2 separate regions of the Homo sapiens genome follow, and region 2 is linked to region 1. Evidence: chromatin loops called from intact Hi-C (ENCODE). Cell type or tissue: adrenal gland. All regions are shown on one strand.

Evidence for each region. Peaks named below come from ENCODE experiments on the same cell type or tissue, not always from the same donor. Only the 100,000 strongest peaks of a DNase experiment are listed, where the experiment ranks them.
Region 2: it touches region 1 in a loop (2.3-fold over the local background); 2 of 110 quality-filtered maps call a loop at or near these places.

Annotation. Positions count from the first base shown.
Region 1 is chr18:6,252,800-6,260,799 of GRCh38, forward strand. All of the region lies in intron 5 of L3MBTL4 (L3MBTL histone methyl-lysine binding protein 4), which reads right to left. L3MBTL4-AS1 (L3MBTL4 antisense RNA 1) reads left to right here and starts at 3,945. Exons shown (of 3, transcript NR_110765.1): 1 at 3,945-4,074; 2 at 5,855-5,997; 3 at 6,361-8,000. In adrenal gland, no CTCF peak of the experiment used is centred here; a DNase peak (open chromatin) is centred at 3,992; H3K4me3 peaks cover 2,598 bases; H3K27ac peaks cover 3,605 bases.
Region 2 is chr18:6,479,072-6,487,071 of GRCh38, forward strand. No RefSeq gene overlaps it. Among named protein-coding and RNA genes, the nearest start is that of LINC01387, 28 kb to the right of the region's middle. RefSeq lists an enhancer at 3,576-3,635. In adrenal gland, a CTCF peak has its summit at 3,714 (motif pointing left); DNase peaks (open chromatin) are centred at 3,368 and 3,770.

The sequences.
Region 1 (8,000 bases):
AAGGTGGCAAGACTAGAAGTAGAAGACGTTAAAAAGGCTTTAAGTATCTGTCAATTATTAAGAATCTGCCATATGCCATGTACAGTGTCTAAGTCAACTACTTAAGCCTTAAAACCCCCTGGGGCCGGGTGCGGTGGCTCACGCCTGTAATCCCAGCACTTTGGGAGGCCGAGGCGAGCAGATCATGAGGTCAAGAGATCAAGACCATCCTGGCCAACGTGGTGAAACCCCGTCTCTACTAAAAATACAAAAATTAGCTGGGTGTGGAGGTGTGCACCTGTGGTCCCAGCTACTCGGGAGGCTGAGGCAGAAGAATCGCTTGAGCCTGGGAGGTGGAGGTTGCAATGAGCCAAGATCACACCACTGCACTCCAGCCTGGCAACAGAGCAAGACTCCGTCTCAAAACAAACAAACAAACAAACAAAAAACCCTATATTGGAACTATGACAATCCCCATTTCACACATGAAGAACTAAGGCTCACAGTTGTTCACAAATTGCTCTGTTTGCACACTGGTCAATACAAAACCTGGAATTCAAATTCAGGCCTTGGCCTGTGCACTTAACTCCCAAGTTCTATTACATTTAGAAAGTTGCAACAGCCTTGACAACTGATAATGAGGACCTCAGCCAGTGCAAGTAGGACTGGGAATGGGGGAAGTGGCCAGATTCAGTACATACTTAGGGGGTAAAATGGGCAGTGCCTGATGCCTGGCTGGAGGCAGAGGACAAGGGAGGCAGAGGATTTTAAGGTGGTGCCCACATTTCAGGCTTGAAATAAATTGTCAAATTTTCCATAATGCTAATTTTCACCTTGATAATGGGAATGATATCTACCAACACTTTCAAAGACTTCATGGGAAGCTCATGGACAACCACAGGCTGCATCCTTCCAACCTTCTGTTGCATTATTACAGCTCCAATGTTCTTCCAGGAATCTTGCAATAAATCTTTTCATCATAAAAGTCTATTTACTGCAAGACAATGGAAGACTATGAGAGGTTATGAAGCTCCTTCCTTGCTTTTTCCTTGAGAAACTTTATGATCTTTACCTGAGTTAACAGTGGCACTTAGCAGGAATGTTAGATTTTCTTCTGGCTTTCTCTTGTTTTAATCACAGAAAACAGAGAACTTAAAATATTATATACACTAATACACGCACACACTCACCACATGTACACATTTGCTCTTTTTCTATTCTTGTTCAGACTACACCTTAATATAGCTGTTTTTAATAGTGGAGTCAGAGTGGGGTTCATGATGTCTTCGGGCGTTCTAGAATCCTCTTGAATTTTATACAAAATTTTGGGTGCAAATGGATATAAGCATTTCCCCAAGGATATTATTATTCCCTAAGGATACCCTAATTCCCTGAGGATATTATCAATAGCTTTCATTAGATATTCAAAGAGGTCTAAGACCCAAAAACAGATTAAGAGCCACATGGCTACCCTTCAAGGGGATTTGTCATTAATCAACCCACTGACTAAATAATAATACACATTTGGAAGCCTTCAGTAAGCAGAACACAGCAGTTCACTGCAGTTGTTCATCATGGGGATACAGGCCAAGCAGCAAGGCATGCTTCAAATTCCGCTTTTTCAAAGTGACACCTTTTTTTTTTTTTTTTTTTTTTTGCCATCTATTTGTTTGGCTGATGGGGAAAATCATCACCTACATAATTAAACAGAACTTGCTACAAAGCTGCAGTTAAGATGGCAGTGAAGGATGGCTGATTGTGTATTTTTAAACTTTCATTTTAGAGACTACTTCCTTGTTATTTTGAACATTTTTCATAGATTAATTCTGAACTTAGAATCCTAAACTGCTGCCAAGATTGTAGCAAGAGGCATTCTTCAAATAGAGAAACAGAACTCAGGGCTCAACAAAAATATACTTTAATAAGTTAAGTGAATGCAGTTCTTATTGGCTTTCTGTGAATCCATTCTGCTAGAATTTCAATTGCAAAATCCTCATTTCCCCAGAAGCTACTAATAGTAAGAAATTTGGCTGCACAATAAACATTTTAATGTGCATCCTAACCACTGACTGAATTACGGTCTCAGAAACAAAAACAAAGCACGTACCGGAGCAGATAAAACACTACTAGGTCTAGGCAACCTTAGACCAGCAAAGATCATTTATGAACAAAGAAAAAGAACCCACACCATTCATAATACAGGACTGCACAGAAAGAACTTTTTAAAATAACTTCTCAAATTGTTTGATAATTCACTGGCCATCACCGAACTGATTCCACAAATCCTGAGTCTAGTGTCTAAAACAATAAACTCACATATTTTTCCCCCAATGACTAAACTCTTCCCAGAGAAAATAGACAAGGATACTTCTAATACATATTTCCTTTAACTAAACAAGAAGTCGTGTCTACCCTTGATTCCAAATGCCACCATTTTCCTCTTTAATTCCTCCTCCTTCTGAAGAGCTCTGAACTTGACATTCAGCTTCCAGCTGGAACTGCAGATAAGCAGCCTGTTACAAGTGCTTCATACCCCTACCAGGAACTAAAAAGCAGTCCTGATCTGACTGTCTGGTTCCAGACTTCAGATCTGCTCAACTATTTCCCAGCAACCCTGGTACTTTCAATCACCATTTCAGAGACACAGATTCTAAATGTAGGAAAAGCATCTGAACCACATCAGGATGTATCTTCAATTCTGCCCCAGAACTTAGACCTTTAGAAACTACGGGAAATGAGCATGAATGGGAATTCTTTCTGCCCTTCAGAGCCCCAGCAATTAATCATCTTAAATGACTTCATGTCACAAGGCCACACTCTATTTTTAAAATACAGTTCCTTCTTTCGTCTCGATATGCCTTGTGATTTAAACTCCAACCAAACATCTCAATATAATGCACACAGTATTCTTTCAAAAAATGCTTTTTTTCCCCCTGGGAGTACTGTTAAATACCAGTGAAGTTACCTTAAAACTGAAGGCAACAAAATACATATAAAAGGCAAAAAAAAAAAAAAAAGAATAGGTAGACAAGCAAACAGTTTAGGCAATTGAAAAGAGGACACAGACTCAGGCTATAATTTGGTTCCAAGCATATCAGAATGCATAAAGTATTTCACTGCATTTTATAAAAGTACTAAAAAGCCAGACATGGTCATCATTTGGCTTATGATTAATATTTAAAGTACTAAGAAGCATCTATATTAAAACAGTGATAGTATTCTCAGTGACTGTCAAGTAATTTGGAACCATGTTCACAGCACAAACACTTGGTATCTGACTAAACTCTTCTGGCTGGAAAGCTTCTGGGTATCTCAAAGTTTCACAAGGAGTTTTAACAAATAGGAATTTCCACAGAACAATCTTCCTGCACCTGCAGGGCTAAATACAAATTCAGACTATCAAAAACAAAATGCACCTATCAAAAACAAAATGCACATGTGCACGTCTTTCAGATTCTATTTAATGTATAGGCATAGATAGAAAAATTCCATTTTTAAAATATAATTCAGGCATAGGTGAAGAACTTAAATTTGGGGTAGGGTGAATTCCCTTTACTCAGATTTCAAGTAAGGAAGACAAAGAGAGAATAGGAATGTGTTCAAATAAGGCTGTCTTGTTTCTAGGACAATTAGGAGGTTAAACCAGGAAGGTGCCTCTGTTCCTCCAACAACCCCCAGCCCCTCCCAAAAATAAATGCAACCTTATCATCCTGCAGAAGGCTGGAATTTCCTTTTCAGGACATAAAGTCTTTCTTTCTGAAATCATACTAGATTATAATAATAGCTATGAAGAGGGGAAGGAGGTAGAGCAGGACAAGAAAGTGGGGGGAGGTGGGAACGCCACGATTGTGCCTTGTTTAGAGAGAAAGGGGATGAAATGAGGAACCACTTCTGTTTTCATCGTGAATAAAGTTGGTGAGTCATCAGGCAGGAGAGAGGAGGCTGGGAACAACGTGACCCACTAAGGATTCTGCTCCAAGGACAGTGGGTTTCCCGCTGGGCACCCACTCTTAAGTGCAGATCGGGAGACTAAGACAGGAACACCCGCCGTGGGCAGGCCAGGCTGGAAGGATAGAGGACTGTGGTCGAACCAAGGCAAGTTGTGGCAAGGACAAGGTCTGCCGAGGCCAGGCTGGGCTAGTGTTCTGAATAAACAGGGGGTCGGTGGTCAGAGCACACAGGGCTACCAAGAGGGGCTGAGAAAAGGCAGTGGGAAAAGCAAGGGACGAGAGAAAGAGTGATTTTGAGAACCGCTTGTATTTAAGCAAGTCATCTATATGCCAGGCACTGTAGTACGCTGGACACTTGATATACACGATGTGGAATTCTTCAGGAAAATCCCTGAGAAGTAGGTGATATTATCTGCTGTTTTCAGTTAAATCAACTAAGAGTCAGGGAGGTGCCTCCACACAGTGAGGGGAAGCAGTGGAGGGCTTACTGAGGCAGCGCAGGTAAAAGCACAGCAAACAATACGAACCTCTCCCGGGAACCAGAGGGCAGAGAGGAACTAAAACAAGAAGAAAGAAACCCAAGTCAGGCTTCCAGGAGATCACAATTTCACCGAGAGACAAAATACACCCACACGTAACCACACAGAATGGCACAGGTTAAGGCAGTTAAGGAGCTGGATGAACTGACCCAAAGGTCAGGTTGCGGAGGCTGGAGGTGGGAAAGAAGGTTGGAAAAATCCAGAAAGAGAAAATGCAGTCTAAAATTTCAAGAAGCCAGTCTGGACTAAGGAGATGAGTTAGGGAGGAAAATGCAGAACCAAGGGACATTATTTTTTCATAAAGATGGAACAGACTTAAGCATATTTGCATTCTAAAAGGAAATGTTCTTTTCTTTTTTCTTTTTCTTTTTCTTTTTCTTTTTTTTTTTTTTTTTTTAAATGGAGTTTCGCTCTTGTTGCCCAGGCTGGAGTGCAATGGCGCAATCTTGGCTCACCGCAACCTCCGCTTCCCGGGTTCAAGCGATTCTCCTGCCTCAGCCTCCGGAGCAGCTGGGATTACAGGCATGCACCACTACACCCAGCTAATTTTGTATTTTTAGTAGAGACGGGGTTTCTCCATGTTGGTCAGGCTGGTCTCTAACTCCCAACCTCAGGTGATCCACCCACCTCGGCCTCCCAAAGTGCTGGGATTAGAGGCATGAGCCACATCGCCGGGCTCTAAAAGGAAATGTTCAAAAGAGAAGAAACGTCAGCTTACAGGCAGGCCCTGAGATAACTGATGGAGTAAGATCTCTAGAAAGGCAGGAATGGAAAGGATGCAGAGCACAGGTGCAGGAGGCTGGAGAGAAGGGACACTTCTTCCAGGACCACAGGGGAAAGAGGCAGGAAGAGGTGTGCTGAGTGATGGTCTGCAGGGGGCAGTGGAAGGTCTCACCACATGCAGTAAGGGACTGAAAGCTTCAGGTGGGAGGAAAGATGCCTGCCAGCATAGACCTGCTTTCCTAGGGAGCAGGGAGAGCCCAGACTAACAACACAGAAGGACGGCCAGACAATGCCTGCACGCTGAGGCTGTGCATCTGCAGGGCCACAGCTATCTGCAAGGCCTCATGGTTCCTACTCAGCAGTGCTTGGCACCTGGGGTAGAGAAGGTAGGCAGTGAATACGCATTAGTCAGGAGCTGGGATTGCGGTGGGCATGGATGGGGAGAGGATAGCAGGGAGGCAACGGACTGAAGATCCTGGCAAGAGAATGGCTGACATGAGGGAACTGGGCTGAGCTGGCCAGGGAAAATGTGAAGCCAGGAGGGAGACAACAAAGGAACTACAAGTCTTAAAAGAAAAAGTGGTGCTGTAAGAATAAGGGACAGAAAAGTCTGGAAAGACAGTGGACAAAATCAGATGGTGAGATTAAAGTTTACCATTGCAGAGGAGGTTCAACTGTGACTTATGCCAGTGTGGTCACGAAGGCAGATGGGTTGAACTGAAAAGGGGGCACCGGTTCCTGGCATGGAGGCACCCAAGGTCTTAGGAGGTGGATGGACTGTCACATGGGCAAAGAAATGTCCCAGGGTGAGAACGGGACTGGGTGGGAGAGGGTGGAGGAGGGGAGAGAGCAGAGGGAGGTGAACAGTGTGAGCAGACACACATGCACACACACCCTATTGAGGCAGCAAGAGTGGAAATAGCAGTGTTACGACTGCATAAATCACCAAGAAGGGAGGGTTGGGCATGCAAGTAGAAATAGGGTAAGAAAGGAGTGGTTGGGAGCTGGAGTAGGCTAGGCCTGCCTGCACCCAGAGGGAGAAGTGGACGTGGCACAGGGGCACCCAGGAGGCAGAGTGCCCGGGGGGAAGCAGGTGTGCACCTGGCCACAGGGAGGAGGGAATGACGTGTTGAGCTCTTGGGAAAATTGCATAATTTGTTTTACCACAGGCAGGACTGCAAAGGCCACAGAAGAATAATTTGGGAGAGAGACAACCCATGAGAAGTCACTCAGACCAGGGTCAGAAACAGAACAGGAACAACAATGGAAAGAGGATGACACCATTGATGGGCACCTAGGTCAATTCAATGTCTTTGCTATAGTGAATAGTGCTGCAATGAACATGCAACTCCATGTGCCTTTCTTTCTCTGCAGCCTTGCAAGTATCTGTTGTTTTTTGACTTTATAATAATAAGCATTCTGGCTTGTGTGAGATGGTATCTCGTTGTGGTTTTAATTTGCATTTCTCTGATGATTAGTGATGTTGAGCATTTTTTTATGTTTGTTGGCCACTTGTATGTCTTCTTTTGAGAAGTGTCTGTTCATGTCTTTTGCCCATTTTTTATTTTTTACTTTTTCTTCTTTTTTCTTCTCCTTTCTCCTTCTCCATCTCCTTCATTCTTCTTTTGCCCATTTTTAATGGGTTAATTGGTTTTTGCTTATTGAATCTAGTTCCTTATAGATTCTGGATATATTAGATCTTTGTCATCTGCATAGTTTGTGAATATTTTCTCCCATTCTGTAGGTTGTCTCTTTACTCTGTTGATGGTTTCTTTTGCTGTGCAGAAGCCCTTTAGTTTAATTAGGTCTCAGTTGTCAAATTTTGTTTTTGCTGTAATTGCTTTTGAGGATTTAGTCATAAATTCTTTCTCAAGACCAATGCTGAGAATGGTGTCTCCTAGGTTTTCTTTTAGAACTCTTATAGTTTGAGGTCTTACATTTAAATTATTAATTCATCTTGATTTAGTTTTTGTATATGGTGAAAGGTAGGGGGTCTAGTTTTAATCTTCTGTATATGGCTAGCCAGCTATCCCAGCACCATTTATTGAATAGGGAGTCCTTTCCCCATTGCTTTTTTTCTGTCAGCTTTGTCAAAGATAAGATGGCTGTACATGTGCAGCTTTATTTCTGGGCTCTTTATTCTGTTCCATTGTTCTATGTATGTGTTTTTGTACCAGTACCATGCTGTTTGGTTTCTGTAGCCTTGCAGTATAGTCTGAAGTCAGGTAATACGATGCTTTGTTATTTTTGCTTAGGATTGCTTTCACTATTTGGGCTCTTTTTTAGTTCCTTGTGAATTTTAGAGTAAGTTTTTTTGGTTCTGTGAAAAATGACATTGGTAGTTTGATAGGAATAATGTTTAATCTATAGATTGCTTTGGGGAGTATGGCCACCTTAATGATATTGATTCTTCCCACCCATGAGCATGGAATGTTTTTCCAGTTGTTTATATGTCATCTTTGATTTCTTTTAGCCGTGTTTTGTAGTTCTCCTTGAAAAGATCTTTCACCTTCTTGGTTAAATGTATTCCTAGATATTTTTCTCTGTGTGTGCCTATTGTAATTGGGATTGTGTTCTTGATTTTCTCTCAGCTTGAACATTATTGGTGTATAGAAATGCTACTGACTTTTGTACACTGATTTTGTATCCTGAAACTTTACTGAATTCATTTATCAGTCCCAGGAGCCTTTTGGCAGAATCTTTAGGGTTTTCTAAGCATAGAATTAAGTTTTATTTTCAACATTTCGGTGTCAAAAGCTGAAGCGTTCCATCTCAGCTGGCTGACCTGAACAACATTATACTAATATTT
Region 2 (8,000 bases), 230 kb after region 1:
CTTCCAAAATATTTAGGCAAGAGCTTACTAAAGTTAAAAGTCAGGTAAATGAGGACTCAATGGGAAAAGGATAGTCTCTTCAATAAATGAAGATACTAGGCTATTCACAATAGCAAAGACATGGAATCAGCGTAAAAGCCCATCAATAGTAGACTGGATAAAAAAAATGTGGTACATATATACCATGGGCTACTACACAGCCATAAAAAAGATGAAATTCTGTTTTTTGCAGCAACGTGAATGGAGCTGGAGGCCGTTATCCTTAGTGAACTAACACAGGAACAGAAAAGTGAATACTGCATGTTCTCACTTATAAGTTGGAGCTAAACATTGAGTACACATGGACACAAAGAATGGAACAACACACACCAAGGGCTACTTTAGGGTGGAAAGAGGTAGGAGGGTGAGGATCAAAAAATTACCTATCAGGTACTATGCTTACTACCTGTATAGGCAAAATAATTTTACAACAAACCCCTGTGACATGCAATTTACCTATGTAACAAACATGCACATGTATTCCTGAACCTAAAATAAAAGTTAAAAAAATTAAAAATTAAAAAATAAATGAGTGGTGCTGGAAAAACTGGATTTTTACATGCAAAAGAATGAAATTGGACTCTTATCTTATACTACATAAAAAAATCAACTCAAAGTTAAAAAAAAAAACCCTAAATATAGGACAAGAAACCACAAATTTCCCAGAAGAGAACATAGGGGAAAATCTCCTTGATATTGACATTGGCAAAGGTTTTGTTTGTTGTTGTTGTTGTTTTGACAATACACCAAAAGCTCAGGCTACAAAAGCAAAAACGAATAAATGCGATGTCATCAAAATTTAAAAAACTTCTGTACAGCAAAGGAAACAATCAACAGGGTGAAGAGACAATCTATGGAATGATAGAATATATTTGGACACCATGCATCTGATAAGGGGTTCATATCCAAAATCGATCAGAAATCAAACTCAATAGTAGAAAACAAATAACCTGATTCAGAAATAGTGCCCTGACAGTGGCGCATGTCACTGAGGAGGCTGAGACAGGAGGATCACTTGAGCCCAGAAGTTCGAGATCAGCCTGGGCAATATAGCAGGATAGAACAGGATTGCTTGAGCCTGGGAGTTTGCAGTGAGCTATGATCGCACCACTGCACTCCACCCTGGGCAACAGAGTGAGACCCTGTCTCAGAAAAACAAACAAACAAAATAAATAAATAAATAAAACAAGAAAAAAAACGCAAATTGAAACCACTATGAGATACCACCCCACACCCTTTAGGATGGCTATTATCAAAAAAACAAGAGGTAACAAATGGAGAGAGTGTTGGGAGGGTTGGAGAAAAGGGAACACTTATGCATTGTTAGTGGGAATGTAGATTGCTGCAGCCACTATGGAAAACAGTATGGAGGTTTCTAAAGAAATTAAAAATAGAACTACCATACCATATGACCTAGTAATCCTATACTAAAAGGAGATTAAATCACCCGCTAGTAGAGATACCTGCACTCTTATGTTCACTACAGCATTATTCACAACAGTCAAGGTATGAAAACAACCTAACTGTCAACGGATGAATGGATAAAGAAACTGTAATATTCCAACACACGCACAACAGAATAATTCAGCCTTAGAAAGAAGGAGATCCTGCCATTTGCCACAACATGGTTGAACCTGGAGGATATTATGTGAAGTGAAATAAGCCAGACAGAGAAAGAAAAATATTGCATGATCTCACTTATATGTGGAATCTAAGAAAACAGAAAGGTCATATATGCAGAGATAGAGAACAAAACAGTGGTAACCAGTGGGAGGAAATTGGGAGATGTAGGTCAAAGGATACAAAATAGCAGATACGTGGGATGGACAAGGGTAGAGATCTAATGTGTAACATGAGGACTATAGGTAATAAAAGTACGTTGTATTAGAGAGTTTTGTTAAATAAGTAGATTTTAGCTGCTCTTGGCACACAAATATTGTAACTATGTGAGATGATAGTTATGTTAATTTGTTTCTCTCTAGTAACCAATTTACTATTTATATGTATCCCATATCCAATTGTAAACCTCCAATATACACAATAAAATTTATTTTAAAAAATAATAAAATGAAAATAAAAATATTTACATGAAACTTTTAAAAACCAGCTAAATGGACAAGTAAAGCACATTAATCACAATAAACAAGAAAAATGAAAACTTCACAGAGCTGGAAGTTGTTCATCAGCATTCTCACTACATAAAACACAGTTAGCCTCCTTCTCCCTTCTTGACCCCTAACCCTTCCCCCTCCCCATCCTACCCTCCTATTAAAAAAAGGGAAATATAATAAAAAGCCTGTGAGCTCCAAAAATAGGTAATCCGAGTCCAAGTCTCAAAGATCACGTATGGCATGCTAACAATCTTATCAACATTTCTCGCACTGTGTTTTAATGCAAGACACTCAGTTTTAGATGTTACTCTTCTTCTAGTTTTACCAATATTTGCATCTTATAAACAAACCACAGTGGATTAGGAGTGGTTTGCTGTGTGTGGCTTTGGTTGACTGTCAGTGAAGGGCACTGGACATAGGGACATGAAAAAGAGACAGTGGGGAGAAGAGCAGACAGCATGATGCTGAAGAGAAGAAAAAGAAACCTACGCAAGCAGAAACAAGCAACAGAAACAATAAGGCAGCCCAGAGTTGTTTATTTATCAAAACAGGATTGAGACAATAGGGTAGAGCAAACAGGGTGTCAAACATGGCCTCTGTAGCCCCAAAGGTTGTCACTACACAGAAAGGATGCTCAGCCATAACGAATCAGTTTAATTCTATTCCACGTTTTTCTTGATGAGAAATACATGCCACATTTAAGAAAGCTACCGATTCAAAATGGTTAACATTTTCTAAAAATACACTGAGGTCTACAAAAATTGAATTGGCTTATTGTATCTTCACTGCTGTTGGAGAAGTGAAGTTTTACCATCAGGCAATTCTCCTCCTGTGCATAATGATACCATACTGAAGTTTTAAATAGAAAGACATTGAAGTTTTTGAACCTTAATGTGAAGTTGTCCCTTTCAATTAAATATGGCACATATGTATTAATAAACAGACATCCCTGTAAAGTGAATTTCTCTGTACATGGAATCCAAATTTCTCACTGGTTTATATGTTAAATTCATATGTAGGAAAAACTTTAAAAATGTTCATAAACTATAATAAAGACAATAATTCAGCTCTTCTGAAAACTGCAGGCAGATAGGGTACAGTAGCAGACAGGACTTCGGAAGTACTGGGTTTAAGCCCAGGGCAGGTTAAAGGTTGTGGCTGTGGCTTTGAACAAGCCACTTTTGCCCTTCTGAATCTATGCAGATGCTTTGTTCATTTCAGAAGCATTTCTAGAGCTCCTACTAAGTGCCAGGCCTCATGCTAGGTCTCAGGCATACAAGGGTAAACAAGACAAGGCCTCTGGCTTCATAGGTTATCCAAGAACCTTGAAATGGTTTTGAACTTTTGGGATGAATAATGCTGGAAATTAGTTCAAGACAAATTCCCTGGAGATTTTAAGTGTGAAATACTAAGGATTACACAATTCACTCCCTGCTTAGCGTCTAAGGAGGAATCGCATTTCACCCTCGCTCCCTGGGAAGTGCGTGGCCGCCCCAGTCCTGGGTCCCGTGCTGCCTCAGCACCATCTGCTGGCTCACGAGGGAAGGGCCTGCAGGGAGGTCCTGCGGGGTCGGCCCAGCCCCACCCAAGGACCGCCTTACAGACCTCCTGGCAGGGACCAATGATGGCTGGTTGGCCAAAATAACTCTTGCTGGTGAAGAAAGCTGGGAGAAACATGACGTCTGAAGGGTTACTCGCCACCGTCTGGCGTAGGTGACTCAGCCAGGCAGGACCTCACACAGAGGAAACATTATGATTGCTCTAAGTACTGTAAGAAGAGAATTATTATTTTGTTGTGAGTGTATGATCCAATAAAGGTAACAATATACAGAATCACATGCCCTGTAGGTGAGACTCCAACCCGTCCTAGACTTACTGGCTGTGTGGAGATGCCTGGGAGAGCGTGGCAGGGCTGCAGCAGCTCACATTCCCCACGTACCTGCCCTGGCAGACAGCCTGGGATTGGCAAATGCACAATCATATTCACCAGGTGAAGAAAGGACCAGGACTTCCCCTATGGTCCGTCTTTTCTGATTTTTTTCTTCTTCTTCTTCTTCTTCTTTTTTTTTTTTTTTTTTTTGAGACGGGGTCTCGCTCTGACACCAGGTTGGAGTGCAGTGGAGTGATCTCAGCTCACTGCAACCTCCGACTCCCGGGTTCAAGCAATTCTCCTGCCTCAGCCTCCCGAGTAGCTGGGATTACAGGCGCCCGCCACCATGCCCAGCTAATTTTTGTATTTTTGGAGGAGACAGGGTTTCATCATGTTGGCCAGGATGGTCTCGATCTCCTGACCACGTGATCTGCCCACGTCCGCCTCCCGCAGTGCTGGGATTACAGGCGTGAACCACCGCGCCCAGCCTCTTTTTTGATTCTTGAAGTCACTCTTAGCACTTTGCTGAGGCTGTTTGTTAGCTTAGTGGTTTTCTATTCTGATTGTATCTGTTTTGACTTTGAAGGGAAAATGATATATTTGTTTGGTCAGAAAGACATAAGCCAAATAGTGGTGTGCAGTTGGGTTGCTCCACGAAGCAGAGCCTGAGATGAAGGCTTACAAATGGACTGTTTATTTGAAGGGACAGGATTGTGGGACAGAGGCATAGAACAGGGAAGGAGGGAAAGTTGCATTAAGAAGGTGTTGTCCAATGGGGTACCGTGGCAGGCAGTCAATGCTCTGTCCAGCCTGGATCTTCTGAAGAGCCATTTGAAATATGTCTCAGAACTGTCTTCTCCAGGGAATTGGAGGCTGGACCCCACGTTATGATCATGCAGGTGCAAATACCAGAATGTGCTCCAAGGTGCCTCCTGCATGGCAGCCGCCATCACACCCAAAGGCAAGAAAGAAGAGGCGTGCACAGGTGTGAGATTGCACCTGCGAGAAGCTGTCAGCGTCCTCAGAGAGGCAGAACTTGAGCATTGTGAAATGGCATGCAACAGGAGCCCAGTTCAAGTATTTACTCAGGAATAAAAAGTTTGGACATGTTACAGATGATTTATAACGACCTCCTAAATTATTGTAGCATTATTGATTGATTGGGTAGGTGGAAAAATGTGGAAGCTTGGCTAAGCCTGGGAATAAATAAAGGTGGGTGACTTTTCAGCCTTTATAGTCTATAAAAGAGTATCTCCCCTCACACTCACTTTTTATTATCAGTGCACTACTAGACTCTGACTTTAGCAATTTTGTTGTAAATAATAGTATATTTAGAAATCTATTCTTGAGACTAAGACTATGCATAAAAGGTTCCTGGGAAACCGAAAGTTATCATTTATTTGGCTAATTACGTCTAACTAGGTAGCTAAAATGCATAATAAGAATCCAAATAGCATTTTCCCACAGAGGGGGATTAATTGAATAATTAATAGCCTTCTCTATTTTGCATGAATAATTAAGAAGTCTAAAGGAACTACAAGCTGAATTCCATTACACCGAACGATTCCCAGGCCAATAGCAATGGCATATTAAAAGCAATATTCAATACAACCAAATTGTAGGACACACAAACCCTGACAGCATTCTCTCAGAGCTTGTTATAACAAGTTTTGACCCTGAGCAATAATCACTGGATTTTTCAACATTGTCATGTGAAAATACATTCTGTAGTCAGTTTGTTTCTCGTCCAGGTGAACAAAGCATACTTGTTCTAGGAGCAAATCAATGGTTTCATTGTTAATGTGGCATTTGGCAGGGAGGGAGAGTTATTGTTGGCTTATTTATCACACACATTTCTGGAGATGATCCACTAGTTTTAAATAGGAACAGGACATTTTAAATGCAAAATACACTGGAATTTCTCGATAATGGACATTTCTCCTTGTACAAGTTTCTCTTCAGAGATTAATATCTAAAACTCCCCGCTACAAGAAAAATTTGTTGCAGTAGTGGGGTTCCTATGTAGCATCTTAGGCGGTCTTAGCAGCGCCTTGGAACTCTTCAACCTCTGCTGTTAGCCCTCTGGAGTTTCCACATAGAGCATCCAAGCCTGCCTCTCCCTCCATGAGCACTTTTTCCTCTATGGACTGTTTACTGCCTGCAAGGCAGCAAGAGTTTCTGAGGGGCTGAATTACAAGGCAAGTGCTTTGGCTGAAATCCAAATGAAAATCATGGTTTCTCCATTGATTACCTGTAATTAAAATTGTTTCTTGATTAGAAGATCAACATTTTCCTCTATTTTAATATGCCTTAAATCAAAATGCAGCCTAGATTTGATGTGAATATTTACTATCATATTGTCTGGTGAGTCTTGGAAGCAATCCTAGCATATAACGAAGGAAACCTCATAAAAAGCAGAGAAACTTTAGCACACAAATCATTGTATTTCAGTGGGGTGCATAGAAGTGAGTTTACAAACAATGAAGTTTGTTTGTTTTTTTGTTTGTTTGTTTGTTTGTTTGTTTATTGAGACGGAGTTTTGCTTTTGTCGCCCCGGCTGGAGTGCAATGGCACAATCTCGACTCACTGCAAACTCCGCCTCCCGGGTTCAAGTGATTCTCCTGCCTCAGCCTCCCAAGTAGCTGGGATGGCAGGTGCCCGCCACTACGCCTAGCTAATTTTTGTATTTTTAGTAGAGACAGGGTTTCACCATGTTGGCCAGGATGGTCTCACCTCCAGTGATCTGCCCTCCTTGGCCTCCCAAAGTGCTGGGATTACAGGCATGAGCCACTGTGCCCAGCCTACAAACAATGAAATTTAAGGCAGTGGCTCTCAACTTTTTCCCCTCACCCACATTCCTCTAGTATGTGACTATGATCACGTATGTGGTGGAAATGTCCCCAGGTTGGGAATTTGCTTTTCCTTCCTCCTTCCCTCCCCGACATTTGTGCAACAGCTACACCATGCCTCACACCAGGCTGGGCTCTGGTTGTTAGAGTGGTAAATGTTACAAAATCTGATCAAATTGCAACTCCCCCCACCCCCAGCCCTCTGTACTGACCTTCCCTGCTTCACATTTTCCATAGCAAATGTCATCATCGGACATATTAGGTGTGTTACTTATTTATTATACATTTCTCCTGTCTCTCAGGTAAGGTCCCTGAGTATGAGAAACTTTGTTTTGTTCACTGATAAATCCTAAGTAAACACTGTTCTAGGCACATGGTAGGCTCGATACAAATAGTTTGAATGAATAACTATTGGAATGAATAAATATTCTAATGGGGAAAGATAGAACAATGAATAAACCAAATAATTACAGGTGTAACAACTGCTGGGTGATAAGAAAGTAGGTAATTAGGGAGGCCACCTTGAGGAGGGTTTAGAGAAATCCCCTGGGAGAAGTGACAAGCCCAGACCCAAGGGTGAGAGTGAAATGGCACAGAAAGAGTCACGAGTTTTGAAGGAGGGAGGGGTGGGGTTTTGTCAGAATTGTCAGGCAGAAGACAGACAGTGAGCCTCATTTCATTCAGGCTGTAGGTGAGAGATGAGGCTGGGAAGAGGTTTAGAGCCAGCTCATGCTCAGCCCTGGAGGTCGTGATAAAGAGTTTGGATTTTATTTTTAAAGCAATAGGAAATTATTGAAGGATTTTTAAGTCACTCTATGAGCTACAGGATCTGAAACTTTTTGATTCTCCCTCCTGGGGACGCATACATTTCCACTTAAGAATCTCTGGTCTAAGTCAGAATCTGGTAGCCATCTCACTAATCTTTCAGTATTATGATTCCTCCTTTTCCTCCTCTGTGGCTTCAAAAAGAGAAATCCTTAGCAACATCTCTCAGGCCTTGGCAACAACCCATAGGCTTATGTATGGCTCTAGGCTCTGTGATTTCACACTGTATGCAAACCCTTGGAACCTTCCTTGTCTATCTGCTACTTGGGGAGGGAGGTTGCTTTCTTGATTAAAAGATCAGTGCCC